Linked DNA regions of Homo sapiens: region 2 is linked to region 1. Evidence: chromatin loops called from intact Hi-C (ENCODE). Cell type or tissue: heart left ventricle. All regions are shown on one strand.

Region 1 (8,000 bases):
CCTTTTGTTCTTTTTTTCACAAGGTTTTTTTCCAGCCCAGAATATTTTATGCTTTGTGATTAATGCTAGAGCTACACTGTCTGTCTCTCCACTCAAAGATCTCTCAGTGAAGAGGAAGATGTAGGCATAAATATATTAAAGCATAAGCCTTAGGAAGGGGGATGCCAGTACAGAGATAGCAAGCAGAGTATCAATAGCTGATTTACTTTGCCTTAAATGGCACCAGGAAGAATTTACATAGTGGCTGTCTTTGAGCTGGATCCGTAAGAACGTGTCTGCTAGAGAGAGAGAACGGGAAAGTCCTAACAGCACGAAAGTATAAGGTAAATACAGCTAGCAGCTTAGGGTGCATATGATGGGTAGGGGAATGAGTTTGCAAAGGTGCAAAGCAGCCAGATAACAAGATTTGATTGTGCTGAAAAAGTTTGCATTTTATGGTAAAGTGGACAGGAGTCATGAAATGTCTTTAAGTAGTACAGTGGCTTGATCACATTTGTGTTTATAAAGCTATCTGGCAGAACTGGGAAGGGTGGACTGGATTCGGGAGAAACTAAAGACAGGGAAACCAGCTGGGAGACCATGTGGTAGCTCAGGTGATTGGTGATATATCTGAAGTGAGGCAGGAAAGATGAATTAATATGTGAAACATGTAAGAGGTAGAATGAATAGAAAACTGAGGACAGAGAAAAAGTGGTCATGAGTGATTTACCACTTTTAATGTGTTTGACGGGGTGCATAGTATTTTCATTATGAAGAAAATCAAATGCAAGAAGGAAGGCAGATTTTGGAAGAGAAATTGAGTTTCATTTCTTATACCTTGAGGAGGAATAATCCATTAGCCAGGTAACTAGAGATCTGAAAATCAGGAGAGGGATTAGTGTGAGAGATTTGATTTGCAAGTCATTAATATTGACTTGACATCAGTCAAGAAGAGAACTGGATTTATACCTAACTGGTATGTCTAAGGGAGACTTGGACTATTGGATGAAGATTAGGCTGAGATAATTTATGAGGCCTTTTCTGGGCCTTTGAGTAACTATAAAGTGAAAGGAGGAGTGGAATAATATGGGGTAACTGGGAGATGGATGCTGGTGAAGTAGACAGAAGATCTGGAATACCAATTCTAAAAGTCTGGTTCTTAAGCCTGCCTTATTTATTTAACAAAAAACATATCAGAAAAAAAGTAATTGGAGGAAAGTTAAGCTCTCATCCTACATTAATTAGAATATTTTATGGTTTATGCAAGAGAAATTAACTTGAGCTAGCTTCAGCAAAATAAGATACCTTCTTATGAGGATTCAGTGGTTCCTCATAGAAGCCAATGATAAGAATGCCATTGTAACTATGAGGCAGACAACCATTGAGGATCCAGGCTCAGCTGCACTGTGTCTACCTCTTTCTGTTTCTCCCCTCTTCCATCCACTCCAGATTTGTTTTCCTAAGATTCTCCTTATGTTATAGTTCCTAAATTGACACATTATAGCTTCAGACACCCAGTGTTACCAATTCCCTGCTACTATTCTAAATCCCCAGGGAAGTTCTGTGGCCCAGCATGGGTGAGATGCTCCATCCTGATCCAGTTAATTCTGTGTGTGTTTAGAGGGGCCAAGGGACTCCAGGTCAATTAAATAATAATATCTGGGGATGGGATCCAGATATCAGTATTTTTTTTACAAGTGTTTCAGTTTGAAAAGCAGTGGCTTAGGCTTTGTTACTTTTATGTAAAGAAAGACTGTAGTAGGGATATTAATGCCCCCCAAAAGATATCCACATGCCAGTACCCAAAACCTGTGAAAATATGTTACATGGCAAAAGGGAATTAAAGTTACAGATATAATTAAGGCTGCTAATCATTTGCCCTTCAGATAGGGAGACTGTTTTGGATTATCTTAATGTGCCCAATATAATCAGAAAGGTCCTTACATGTGGAAGAGGTAGGCAGAAGTGTCAGTGTGTCAGAGTAATATTATTGTTGGCTTTGAAAATGGAATACAGCCATGAATGAAGGAATGTGGGAGGTCTCTAGAATGTGGAAAAGGCAAGAAAAAAGATTCTCCCAAAAAGTTTCCATAAAGGAACTCAACTCTGCTGACGCCTTGATTTTAGTCCAGTGTGACTCTTGTCAGACTTCCTCCAGGACCATAAGATAAATTTGTGTTGTTTTAAATCATGAAGTTTGTGGTAATTTTTGTACAGCAGCCACAGAAAACTAATACACAGACACTGTTAACCAGCTTTGTTAATACTTGAATACTTGGGGAGGCAGGGAGAGGGAGAGAAAGAGGGGTCAAAGGTAATTCCAAGGCTGTATTCCTTAAATACAGTTTCGATGGTGGACATCTTTTTTTTTTTGTCTGTCCATTGCCTGTCTCTTCTGAAAACGGCATCTCCCCCTTACTGTTTGTTTTCATTTAGAAATTTTTCTCTTTATTTTTTTTTCTTTAACCATGTGGTTCTAATTGGGTCCCATTCTTATGTCACATACGCATTTTCTCTTCAGGAGTGGTTACGGTACTCAATTCTACCCAATCAGATGTTTTAACTGTTGCTTTAAAAACTGGAAGTGAGAGAAGAGAGATACTTTCTCTCTGGTAGGAACTTGGTAGGTGTGAGCAACTTGTAACAGGCTACGGTGCCAAACCAGCAGAACATGACTTTGAGATGTTCTGTTAGAATGACCCTGTCTGTATTGAGAGCCTGAGCTGGAATTCAAAGCATTCCTGTTGCTGGTTCCATTTAATCCTATGGCCAATCATAGACCTACCCTTTCACAACTTGGGTTACACAATAACTTCCTGTTTTTGCCTGATCTACTTCAATCTAGTTTTTGTCATTTCAACCAAAATATCCTGAAAAATTTAGACAAAAAAGAAAAAAATAATCAAGTGAAAAGTTTTAAAAAAACACATATGCACATTTATTAAGGATGCAAATCTTACTTTTATTAGCCTAGCAATTTTTTTAAGAACATGTATGTGAAATATTTTACTAGTGAAATGAATAGGACAAAGTCCTGCTTCCAGGCACTTACAGACTTACTAATCCTGCAAAATTTGTGCCTACATTACCAATATACCTTTTGGCAATATATCTCTCTACATCCTCCCTAGGCTTATTTGACAAGTGCAAGATAGAAATGAGTTCTAGAAAATCTGATTTGTAAAATATATGAATGGAAGACAAGAAAGGTTAAATGGAAGAATTTTGGGATATTCAGATCTTTAAGGGCAATCACCAAACTCTCCCATAAAATGCTCCCATCACAGTTAAAATGCTTGCTAGGAAAGACTATTGGTGTGGTCCTGTGGCAATTCTTTTATTCTTAATAAGCCAAATGTTTCTTAATTCCATCACAATTAAAGTAAAAAGAAGGGGAACTTAGTTTGGAATAAATCACTTCAGGTCCACAGCCCAATTCACTTTGGATTCACTCAGGCGTGTGTTTATTTTAATAGCTGATCTGAAAGCATGTGAGATGCCACAGCTGACCAGACTGTAAACAGAAAAGCATACAAGTTAAAACCAAGCACGCATGCAGCATGGAATAATAATCAAGCTAGACTCCTTATGATGCAAAATGCCAGAAAACCTCCAAGCATTAGGTCAAAGTTTACACAATAGCAAAAGCCTTTTATTCTGTTTCTTAGAGGGGCTTGTAGAAGTTTAAGATTCAAGTTCTAAGATAGCTCTACCTAAAAAGCGAGGTCAAAGATGGGTTTTCTTCTCAAGATATTTGGGTAAGTTTGTACAAGACGGTTTTTTTTTTTTTTTTTTTTTTTAGAAAAAGCAGATAGTTGTCACCAAGAGTTGTCCGGAAACAGTGGCAAGGGAATTATTCCTCAAGGAAAGTGCAATTCTCTGAGCTGTAACAGTGGACAATGGTCGAATAGTCACCAACCACGATCTGGGCTCACACATAGCAAAGAGGTATATTAACTAGGATGCCCTACACAGGCGGTCTGTGGATGAGAAATCCCTATGCCCCTCACTTCACCAGGGCTGAAGAGTACGCGATGAGGAGAAATGACTAGGAAAAGGAATAATGTGTGGTGAGGTATGTATGCGAAAGAGAAAAAGGCTGGCGGGGACCCGCGGTGGCTAGGAGAGACGTGGCGGCCCAACGGCTGACTACTTGGGCCCGCGCCGAGCCAGGCTTTCTCCACGGTGCGTGTGGGAGTGCACAGAGGGGCCTCGACGGCTTTTCTGTATGTGTTATAAATAAACCCCAATAGTGGAAAGCTCCAGCAGGATGCCCTGAGCCCTGGGTCTTCCCAGCAGAAGCGGTGGAGGATCCGCCCCTCGTTTCCCACCCCCGCGCCCCACCCTGTTCCCGCCCCTTCTCTCTTAACCCCGCCCCAGCCCAGCCCCCGCCTCTTTCCACCTCCCTTCCAGTCCGCTCCCGGTTCCTGGCTCCAGCTAGGCTCGGCAGAAATAGGAGCGCGCAGGCGCGACGTGCGGCTCGCAGAACGGCGAGTAGCGGAGCGGGACCCGCTGTGAGTGTGGCGGCCGCGCTGGGTTCCTAGCTGGGGAAACGTGATCCAGGCGAAGCGCCCCAGGAAGGATTGGGGTGTGTGGGGGTGACTTCGGTTCTGCGAGGAGAAACCCGTCAGATATGCGGTAGCGTTGGTAGCGACGCTGCCTGTGGGTGTCCGGCCAGGGCCGCGTGGGGAGCGGAGTGCGTGGTAGCGGGAGTGGGTGAGGGTGGGTATGACGAGAAAAAAAATTGAAGGAATGGGGTTTACAGGCTGGAAGTCCGCACACAGACTGGGCAGGACCGCGAGGCTTGCCAACGGTGCTGGAGGGTGTCCCAGCTTCAAGTTCAGTCCCCTGCTTGGTGCCCATGAGGGACGTCCCAAGCTCATCCCTTCCTCCAGCGCTGCTTTCTCTGGTGCAGAGTTGCTAGAAACATTCCCCGTCGGAGGGGAAAGGATTTGGAGGCGGTGGGCTGTCGGCCCGGGCTAGTCCCAAGGAGGGCGTGGCGTTCGTGTGACTTTCCTTTACCCACCCCCGGGAATGTGTCCCTCTTCTGATCCATTGTGCCCGTGGACATTTTAACAAAGGCTATGACTGTTTTGTAGGCAGTGGCGGGTGACAGTGGGAGGGGGTGCGTGCGAGGTCGGTCGCGGTGCGGCCCTGGGGGATGGGAGAGCGGGGGGAGGGGGAGGCGGCGTGGGGGGAAGTGAAAGGAAGAGAAACAGTCTTCCTGCTTCAGGTTTTTCCTTCTTCCTGGTCCGCTGAATTTGATCACTGGTAGGAACAGCCCCAAGAGGGATATGACTGGAAAGTAGTGTGTGCGCGTTTGGACTCTGGCTCCAGCCACTGGTTTTTGTGATTGTGCTGTGCAAGTATTTTCTACGAGTCCCTTTAGGAGAAAAGCGAAACTAATGGGATTTGAGAGGAAATAATTGAATGAAAGGATGAAGAGGTTGAGTGACAAAACTTAGAGCTTAATTATTTGTCTGTTGATGGTCATACTATAAAGCCAGACTTTGAAGGATGCGAAGGTGTTCAAGCCAGGGTAAGTGAAAAGTTGGTTAGGCTACTGTTGATTGTTTCAATCAAGAGTGGATTATTGGGCATGTGTGTGGATGTGCTGTCAAGATCTTGGGCCGACTCACTTTAGAACCTTTGAAAATAATATTAAGGATACAAAACATTAGGGCAAATATTGTAATATTGGATAAAGCTCCATATGCTTTCATTTTCAAACTTAGGGACTTTTATGAAAGATAGTATATGTGTTCCCAAGCATAGATGTTGATATTTTTACTCATTTGTTTTAAGTTAATACAACAAAATAAACTGAACTTCCTCCTCTCCACCCCTTTCCCTCGATTGTAAATCCCGTTTTATAAACGTTTACTTTCTGATCTGAAGTATACTTAAAAACACAATTACCCCGCCCAACCCCCACCCCTGCACCAACCCCAGGCATGAGGTGAACAGGATTTCTTCTGGTTTTATTGTTATGTTATTCTTTCTTTTTCTATTTTCCCAAATTTGGGGCAGGTGGAGGGCGGGGAGTGTTAGGGATGCCTTTTCTCTTTTCTAGTGCCTGATGAACTCCTATTCATCTTTCTAGACTTAGCCTGATTCACTTCTTGAAAAATTTTGCCATCTTCTCCAGAGTGAATTAATCACACCCTTTTCTGTTAAATTTATATAACTTGCCTTATTTCTCCATTACTACTAGAACCTCAGTCTTTTGTGTTACCCTTGTACCTAGAGCTGCCTGGCATGTGATAAGCACCTAATAAACTAACTTACAGATATATATTAATAAATGCTGTTAGAAAGATGGTAATTCATAGGCCGGGTGCAGTGGCTTACTCCTGTAATCCCAGCACTTTGGGAGTCTGAGGCAGGTGGATCACAAGGCCAGGAGATCCAGACCATCCTGGCTAACATGGTGAAACCCCGTCTCTACTAAAAATACAAAAAAATTAGCCGGGCGTGGTGGTGGGCGCCTGTAGTCCCAGCTACTAGGGAGACTGAGGCAGGAGAATGGCATGAACCCGGGAGGCGGAGCTTGCCTTGAGCTGAGATCGCGCCACTGCACTCCAGCCTGGGCTACAGAGCGAGACTCCGTCTCAAAAAAAAAAAAAAGAAAGAAAGAAAGAAAAAAAAGATAGTAATTCATATTGCATAAAGTTCATGGGATAATACAAGAAATTCAGAATTCTGAAATTGTATTTAATATTTGAGCAGCATTATTTGGAATATGGATAAGTACTGTGTGGAAATATGTTCTCATGTATTAGTCATAGTTTATCCCTCTAAAAAGAGGTGCAAAAACTCTACAGATAAAGGGAAAATAGGGATCAGAAAAAGGTGAAGTTTTTAAAAAGGCCAGTTTCTGATACTGAAACTAGTGAAATTAACTATTTGTAGAAAGACACAAATAGGTTGCTGCTGGAATTTAGGAAGTACTACAAATGAATCAGGTTGCCAGATGGTATTCTCTGAAGGGTGATGTAACTAAAGAAAGCTGTAATCTAACCAGTTGTATTATACTTCTTTTACATCTTAAAGTATTTTCGGCCTTTGGCTAATGGGTCTCTTCATGTTACAGTTCCCTGATAGGCTTGGTCTAACCATTTCTGCCAAACTGTCTTTGACATCTCTCTTAACTCCACCAGGATCACTGGCCTTCCAGTTACCTCTGGCTCCTAACAGGAATTATCTTCCCCCTGTTCCTCACCTCCAGCCTTCTTCTCCTGAATGGATATATGTATTTGAGAAAATACCATGAACAAATGATCACTTACTTTATAAAAGAATGGAATTGGTTCTTTAGTTTAAAAATAAGTCAGAATTGGCTACCTGCTTAGTCTAGCCTTCTGTGCCTGCAAAGCAGACAGAGAACTATGAGCATTAGTAACCCTTATTTTTCATTTCTCCCTTATTCATCTAAATGCAAAAGCACTTTTTTTCATTTCACTTTTAAAAATAGCATTAGTCATTGTTCCTAAAACACTTCAAGTTAGTCTCTTTTTTTGACTAAAACTCAAAACTCAGGGAGGAAGAGTAGTAGCATCCATAAAACTTTTTTAAAGTTCTACATCATCTGTGGACCTACTGACTGAAAAAATATTCCAAACCAACCATTGTGATTATACCTTCCTTCTTAAAACTTTCCTCTTAGACTTCCTTCTCATATTTCTGATTTTTTTTCTCTAATTCTTTGACCGGTTAACCTCAGTCACCTCCACAGTCTTCTCAGGGTTCTGTTCAAAACTCTTTTTCTCACTGTATGCACAAGAGTCAAGGGCATGGAAACTGGAGAAATCGAAAATTGGAGGCAAGACAAGAAGTTAAACTTTTCTTTCCGAGCATTAGTTTCCTCACTTGTAAAAATGATAATTATAATACTTACCTGATAATTAAGATCAGGTATATAGTGATGTGACGCATAATGACATTTTGGTCAACTATGGACAACATGTGTGATGGTGGTTCCCATAAGATTATAATGGAGCTGAAAAACCTGGTGACTTTGT
Region 2 (8,000 bases), 74 kb after region 1:
TCCTTTCTAAGAGCTTATTTGTGGTCTGTTGTTAAAATTCCAGTGATGATAAGCTATCAACATATATTTGACCAAAGTTGAAGTTAATAAAAGCAAGCATATACATTATGGCAAAGGGTATTTCCTCACAAGTTTGTTATAAGTATCAAGTCCTTATAATAAGGACCATTTCTGGACCATTTCTTGAGAAGAAGTTCTGAAATTTTAAAATCTCATGATATCCCCAAAATATTTATGAATCATAAAAGTATATTGTAGCAACTATACAGCATTGGTTAATTGAAAAGACTTATAAGATTCTACGGGGTATATTCTCATAAGGCTTTAATAATGGCTCAAGGTATGGTACAGCAGGAGAGAGATCACTCACAAGGCCATTTTTAGTTGCACAGGACACATTTGTCTTCTAATTGTGAACCACCAAGATTATGTGCAAGATAACCTTGGTATCGGGAGCTAAGGCTCATGTGTACAGAAGATCTTTGATATCCCACTGGTCATGTAGCTGAAACTAGACTATGTAATCAATTAGTCAGGTGCAATCAGCCTATATGTTTTCCAAAAACAGTTCAGGACAAGCTACTACAGTGTGCCTCCAAGCGAATTTGAGACATTAAATAGCACTTCATAAAGCTACTACATGTCATCCCAGACTTGACCAAGGAGACCAAACTCCCAGGCATTCCTGAAGTTAAGGAGACAGACTCACGGCAAGTTAATCCTATTTATTCTATATTTCCTAAGTGTATTTTTATTATCAGCTTGATAAATATCATTTTTTTTATTTCACAGAATAACTGCCACAATGGTAATGACAGTGAGTCACACTACTACTTATTGTAAATCTGTTTTTTTGTCAAGCCCTGAGCAAAGCACTCATTTATAACTTATAACTTGAGATTGGTGTTATTTTTTCAGTTTTATAGATGAATAAGTGACGCTTAGGTTTTTGTTTTCTTCACATGGCTATTTGTTCTGACAACCCTTTTTCTTTCTAACTAGTGCACACTAACAAGCTTGGGATATCCATAAGATTAAATTGATTACTCAAAACAACCACAAGGCTCCCCCCATCAATGCCATAATGTCTTTATTCCTTTTCTGACTAACCTTGTTCCCACAAGAAATCCAATAACTCCAGGGTTGCACAATAGGTCTAGAGGAGAGGCCCTGACTCTTGAATTGAAGAAGAGCTATGGAATGCTAGGTTCATTTGTAGAAAGTCCTCATTCTCTGTTCTTGATGTTCTTGCTACTGTTTGCTACTGTTTCTGGTGTATAGTCTTATATCAAAAATAGGGCACCTATGGCCAGGTGCTATGGTTCATGCCTGTAATCCCAGCACTTTGGGAGGCCAAGGTGGGAAGATGGCTTGAGCCCAGAGTTTGAGACCAGCCTGGGCAACATGGAAAAACCCCGTCTATGCAAAAAAAAAAAAAAAAAAAGAAAAGAAAGAAAAAAGAAAAAAGAGAAGTCAAGTGTGGTGGCACACACCTGTAGTCCCAGCTACTCAGGAGACTAAGGTGGAAGGGTCGCTTTAGCCCAGGAGGCAGAGGTTGCAGTGAGCCAAGATCACATCACTGCACTCTAGCCTGGGCTACAGAGCGAAACTCTGTCTCAGAAGTGAATAAATAAGTAAATAAATAAATAAATAAATAAACTAAGGCATCCAAACCACAAACTCACACACCCACCAGAAATATGCCTGCCTTCTGACCTTGAAGAACATCCGTCATGTTCAGTCTTACAATAGAGCTCTTTGTGTATCTCTTTTATTATATCTTTGTTACCTCTTGCACTGAAGAACCTTGAGGGCAGAGGTCATCTGCTACCCATCTTTGTGACTTGTTGCATCCACTTATTTTATTTATTTTTATTATTTTCTTTTGAAGAGAAAGCATGGATGAGAGCTTATTTATTTTGAAATTATGAAAAAGTGGTTACATTTTTTTGAATAATATACTTATTTTGTGTCTGTGTATGTGTAAATATGCCTTAGGTTTGAAATATTCAATTTAATAAGAGTATTTCCTAACCGAATCTGAAGAAAAAAGGTTTAGGTTTTTCTTTATTTCCTTTAATGGGAAAACTGCATGTTTTAAATAACACCTCAGTATTGTGTTCTCAAGGCACATTTACATTCTGTATACTTGTCACATCATATAATCCTTGATTAAGGCATGCACATGATTCCTGATAGCTGTAATTTAACTCACACAATTTAAGGAGAAAGAGGCAATTAAGGAAGTGATCACTCAATTTAAGGAAGTGATGGACTTTAGTTTCAAACATCATGGCTTTAGTTAAACATCCTAACGCAAGCCCTTGCAGCCTGGAAATTGCCCCATGTTTTTAGAGGAGATAATCTGATTTCATCCTATAGATCAAAGCTGCCACCTTCTCCCTTATTTTGTTTTCGCATTTTAAAAAATTCTAATTTTAGGGGCACATGTTCTCAGGATCTCCTGAGGGCTGTGTCATGGGCAAAAAAGAAAATAATCTAGTTCTGGTATCATCATTTAGGGTCCATTAGGTTTCCAAATACTTTGATGAGCACTGGCAAATTCTCTGCCACTACTTCCTGTTCCCTAATAAATGGCAGACATAACTAATCTATAATAGTATCTTTCCTACAGGTCAGATTCTTACTTTAAGTGATATCTTCTAATGGACTGGATTTGGCAAGTGAGATAAAATCTACTTGCCAGCTGAATCCATGTAGAGTTCTTAGTATTATATTACCTTGCCGCCCAGTACAAGAAATACATAGAATATGATCATGGAATGCTTGGTAATTTGATTAGACTTGGATTAGAAGCTTTGTGTCCTGCTGTATTACCTTCCATTTGCTTATTCTTCTAAATTAGACTGCTTTCTGGTTACTGGAGTCAGTGGCTTGCTTTGACTCACCTTTTTGAGTTGGATAGCATATAAGAAAGTAATTATCTCTTAGAAGCATTTAGCTTTTTTCTCTTAAAAGTTCAAAATACATTAATGTTGATTGATTTATCTTCAGAAAAACTGATTCGAAACCCAGGGATATCTTAGACCACATTAACATATATATTGTCTTTAAAACAAGGAAGCCAATAATCCTGACCAGTTTTGCACTTGTCAGACCAAACACAAAGTATTGCGCTCAGCATAGGTCACTGTATTTTGAGAGGAAGATGATGCAGACTCAAATCCATTTTCTATGGCAAACAGATGAAGAAGCAAGACATGTTTATTCTGGAAAGGAGAAGTCCCACGGGAAACCATTTACTGTCTTTCTTCATGTATTAGTTGGCCTGTTATATGGAGGAGACTTATGCGTTAATTCAGAGGGTATAAATAAGACTAATGGCTAGGAAGTTGTTAAATCAGTAAAATATCTCTTGAAAAAGGGTACTATAGTCAAATATCACAAATGCATGTATCATGTTCCTTTTCAGATTTACAAATACATGCATGCATAATGATGTTTCAGTCAACAACAGACTGCATATACAATGATGGTCCCATAAGATTAGGAGCTGAAAAGTTTCTATTGCCTAGTGACATCATAGCATCACAGTGTTAACACATTACTCACATGTTTGTGGCAATACTGGAGTAAACAAACCTACTGCACTGCTAGTCATATAACAGTATAGTACATACAATTATATATATTGTATGTATATATATTTATTGTCATTCTGGAGTAAACTCCTTCTACTTATGAAAAAAAATTAACTATAAAATAGCCTCAAGCGAGTTCTTCTGGAGGTAATACAGAAGAAAGCATTGTTATAATAGCAGATGACAGCTCCATGCATGTTATTGTCCCTGAAGACCTTCAAGTGGGATAAGATGTGGATGTGGAAGACAGTGATATTGATGATCCTGACCCTGTGGAGGCCTAGGCTAATGTGTGTGCTTGTATCTTAATTTTTAACAAAAAAGTTAAATTTTAACAAAAAAGTTTAATTTTTAATTAATTAATTTTAATTTTTAACAAAAATTAACTTTTTTTAACAAAAAAGTTAAATTTTAACAAAAAAGTTTCAAAAGTAAAAAATACAATAAAATTTTTAAATAGGAAAAAGGCTTATAGAATAAGGATATATATAAAGAAAATATTTTTGTACAGCTGTACAATGTGTTTGTATTTTAAGCTGTGTTATTACTAAAGAGTCAAAAAGTTAAAAAATTAAAAAGTATGAAGTAAAAACATTATAGTAAGCCAAGGTTAATTTATTACTGAAGAAGGAGAAACATTTTCCTTCTTTTTATTTTCATTTAATTTTATTTTTTATTTTTTAATTTAATTTAATTTTAATTTTTTTGAGATGAGGTCTCACTGTGTTGCCCAGGCTGGTCTCGAACTCCTGGGCTCAAGCAATCCTCCCACCTCAGCCTCCCAAAGTGCTGGGATTACAGGCATGAGTTACTGCTCCCAGCCAAAATATTTTTTTTAAGAAATATATTTTTATACATTTAATGTAGCCTAAGTCGACAGTGTTGATAAAGTCTACAGTAGTCTACGGTAATGTCCTAGGCCTTCACATTCACTCACCACTCACTCAGGCCAACTTTCAATCCTGTAAGCTCCATTTATGATAAGTGCCCTGCAAACTCCTTTTATGGTAGGTGCCCTATACAGTACCATTTTTTATCTTTTATATCATATTATTCCTGTATCTTTTCAATGTTTAGATATACAAATACTTACCATTGTTATAATTGCCTATAGTATTCAGTATAGTAACAAACTGAACAGATTTATAGCCTAGGACCAATAGGCTATATCATATAGCCTAGGTGACTAGTAGGCTATGCCATCTAGGTTTGTGAAAATACACTCCATCCTGTTTGCACAATGATGAAATAGCCTAACAATGTATTTCTCAGAATGGATCCACATTGTTAAGTGATGCATGACTGTTTATACTAAATATATATGAAGGGCCCTAAAAAGTCATTCAGTGAAAGATCTCTTTAAATTTGTTAACCCTAGCATTCCATAAATACTTCACTCAGAATGTTTCCAAGGAACTCTCATTAGGGTAGTGATTCTCAAACTGTGGTAATGGGAGCAGCAGCAGCAGCATTTCCTGGAAACTGGTTAGAAATGTAATTTTATAGCCCTACCTCAGATCTATGGCATCAGAAACTCTGGGGTGGGGCCCAGCAGTCTGTGTGATAATCAGTCCTTCAGGGATTCTGATGCGGCTAAAAGGCAAGAAGTGTTAGAAAATTTTACTGTTATTCTCCAACTTAACAGTAACCTTTTGCTTTCCTTCATTACACTTAACCACAATTTGTATTTTTTAAAGTTCTAATGATATTCTATGAATCTGTGAATTCATATTCCATAATCATAATCTATTCTCTGAATTTCCTTCCTTCTGTACCTCATAAAGGGTCATAAAGGGAACCCTTTATGAGGTACAGAAGGAAATACTCATTGAAGGCCTATCATGGTTTTCACCCTGGTATAAGTGTCATCTAGCTGGTGTCAATTTGGATACTTTAAAGAATCCTAAATAATGAGTCCATATATTCTATAAAGTAAAATACTCATTTCTATAACAAAGCAAAACTTTAATCCATTGCTGGCTGTCATTGTCATTTTTAAAAGAGCACATAAAAAGTTTTTCATTTCCTTCAAAATGTTTTTCAGAAAATGTAGACTTTTTTAGCATCTTGAAAGATCTGTAATGTGCCTTTTCTTATGTCAGAATTCTATAAATTAGGAAATGTTCTAATCTCTTGCATTAACGGAGATGAAATTCTGGTGGCATTATATTTGTCTCTCCAAACAGGCAACATTCTTTTAGAAAAATGTAATTGAAATTGAACTTAAAATGTATTTGTATTTAAAAATAAAACATCTTATTTTTTATTTTTTATATTTTATTATTATTAAAATAAAAGCATCTTTTTTACATGGTTTCATAAATGTATTTTGAATGTTTATATGAAATGCCTCTGTAAATCATGCAGAAGAATTTTCTTTTTCTAAAGGACAGTGAAATGAGGTTGAATGTGTTAAAGCATCACACTATATTTAACTCAAGTACATTTAGAACAAAATTATTATTAGGATTTCCATAGAATGAATCATGGCCAAATTTAACTTCTCACAATTTTTTTTTACCTATTCTTTTCATACAAGTTAGAGCTCTCTGGGTTTATATTACTAGGTCAACTGAAGTGTTATTTATTTTTAGGTAGAGGGACAAAGACTGATAATCTAGAGACTGGATTTGATTTGGCTGCTGCTGTCTGTCAGCAGAATGCCTTGGGGTATCTACTTACAGTAATGAGTATAAGTAGTGCTATCATTATTAGTATATTTAAACACCCATGGTTTGCAGGAATGTGCTGAAGTCTGAATATAACATAGTTAATTATGTCACTGTCCCTGCCCAGGGCAACTGCTATTGAAAGGACATACTCACATCATGAGGAAGATAGCAGATACAGTGGTTTGGAGCTAAGTGTTACTTCATTGCTGACTCACGGAAAGAGGTTTAGGATGTTGGCTATGTTTTCTAAAGAGCATCTAGCAGTTTTCATCTGGTATATCAACTTGCCACATAGGTTTTTTATACTTATATTTCTTTTTAGTTTTCCTCACGGGAGAAAAAGCCAATTCCATATTAAAACGCTACCCAAGAGCTAATGGGTTTTTTGAAGAAATAAGACAGGGCAACATTGAGCGTGAGTGCAAAGAAGAATTCTGTACATTTGAAGAAGCAAGAGAAGCTTTTGAAAATAATGAAAAAACTGTAAGTATGTTGGCAATTAAAAAGTTGCACAGATTTGCCTACCTTTTTGATGTATATTTGAAATCTGCATCCCTGAATTATGTACATTGCTAGCAATTAAAAATTCCTTTGTTAGGAACTCGGAAAATGGCATCTAACTAGTAATATTCTGTGGGTTGGAGAGCTAGGTTCACTTCCCCTTGTGCTGGACTGTCTTTGAGAGCCCCGTTCCTATAGGACTCTGCTGAGCGAGGATTTATCATCTTGGCGAGTAGGAAGGATTTGATTTGCACAAAGCTTTGTTCTAGAAGGTTATAGATAATATCACTTTGCCTAATTACAGAGAAAGTGTGGAGGAAGCTAATGGATGGTGATAGTGTTTTAAAAGGTTTTACTTCTCGTACAAAAGAAAAGACATCCAGACATACCTTCCCACTCCGCGAGAATACTCCTCTTTACTTCTCTTTACTCTAGACTACATGCTATTCAAAGAGAGCAGGAATGGGACAGCACAAGGCAGGGGTGAAAAGTCTATAGAACTGCTCCACAGCTGGAAATTGTTACCAGAGGTAGCCATTGTATAAAGATTCAGTCCTGGGCAGCAGGAAAATAACCCTAGATGCTAAACAAGTGGTGTCACTTATGCTAAAAAGATACTAAATATACCTTAAGAGCAGCAGATGCAAAAGTTTTAAAGAAAGGGGTAAGAGGAAGAAGCCACATCTTAGTCAAATCACAGGGTTAGAAATAGGGAAAAGAATATATCATCCATAATACCATCATGCAATCACAAAGCACGGTTGACCTTTTATTTTCTTTCCAGCTTTTTCCCTTTGCATCCGCTTAGTCATTGTTGGTTTTATTTTATTTTATTCATTTTACTTTTTAAAAATAGTATATGTTCATTGTAGAGAAATTTAAAAATGTAGTAACATAAAATCACTTGAGTTTTTAGCACCACCAGTTTTATAATTTTGGTATATCTCATTCTGGCCTATTTTTACTACATAGATACTTCATAAATAAGAAAAATAGGATTGTAGTAGAAATAGTGTTTTGCACCATAAAGTTTTTAATAAAAACTGGCTGAAGTTACTATAAACCATAAACAAAACGTGGTTTTTGATATTGTGTTTTATCAAATAATAGAAATTATAGATATTCTACTATGGTTTTCACAAGGCTAATGGCTTTTTACCCTACTTTATCATTCTCCTTTAAAGAAATCGTAAGAACTTGTTTGGGATTTATTGTTCTAAAAGTA

The links. Hi-C counts contacts between places; a loop is a spot of excess contacts. Peaks named below come from ENCODE experiments on the same cell type or tissue, not always from the same donor. Only the 100,000 strongest peaks of a DNase experiment are listed, where the experiment ranks them.
Region 2: a loop joins it to region 1, with 5 times the contacts of the local background. A loop is called at or near these places in 7 of 110 quality-filtered maps.

What each region holds. Positions count from the first base shown.
Region 1 is chrX:37,344,903-37,352,902 of GRCh38, forward strand. PRRG1 (proline rich and Gla domain 1) reads left to right here and starts at 4,462. Exons shown (of 4, transcript NM_001142395.2): 1 at 4,462-4,493. RefSeq lists enhancers at 4,258-4,769, 4,770-5,280. In heart left ventricle, no CTCF peak of the experiment used is centred here; a DNase peak (open chromatin) is centred at 4,429; H3K4me3 peaks cover 2,435 bases; H3K27ac peaks cover 3,288 bases.
Region 2 is chrX:37,419,244-37,427,243 of GRCh38, forward strand. PRRG1 (proline rich and Gla domain 1) reads left to right here. Exons shown (of 4, transcript NM_001142395.2): 3 at 6,597-6,757. Among named protein-coding and RNA genes, the nearest start is that of PRRG1, 74 kb to the left of the region's middle. In heart left ventricle, no CTCF peak of the experiment used is centred here; no DNase peak of the experiment used is centred here; H3K27ac peaks cover 978 bases.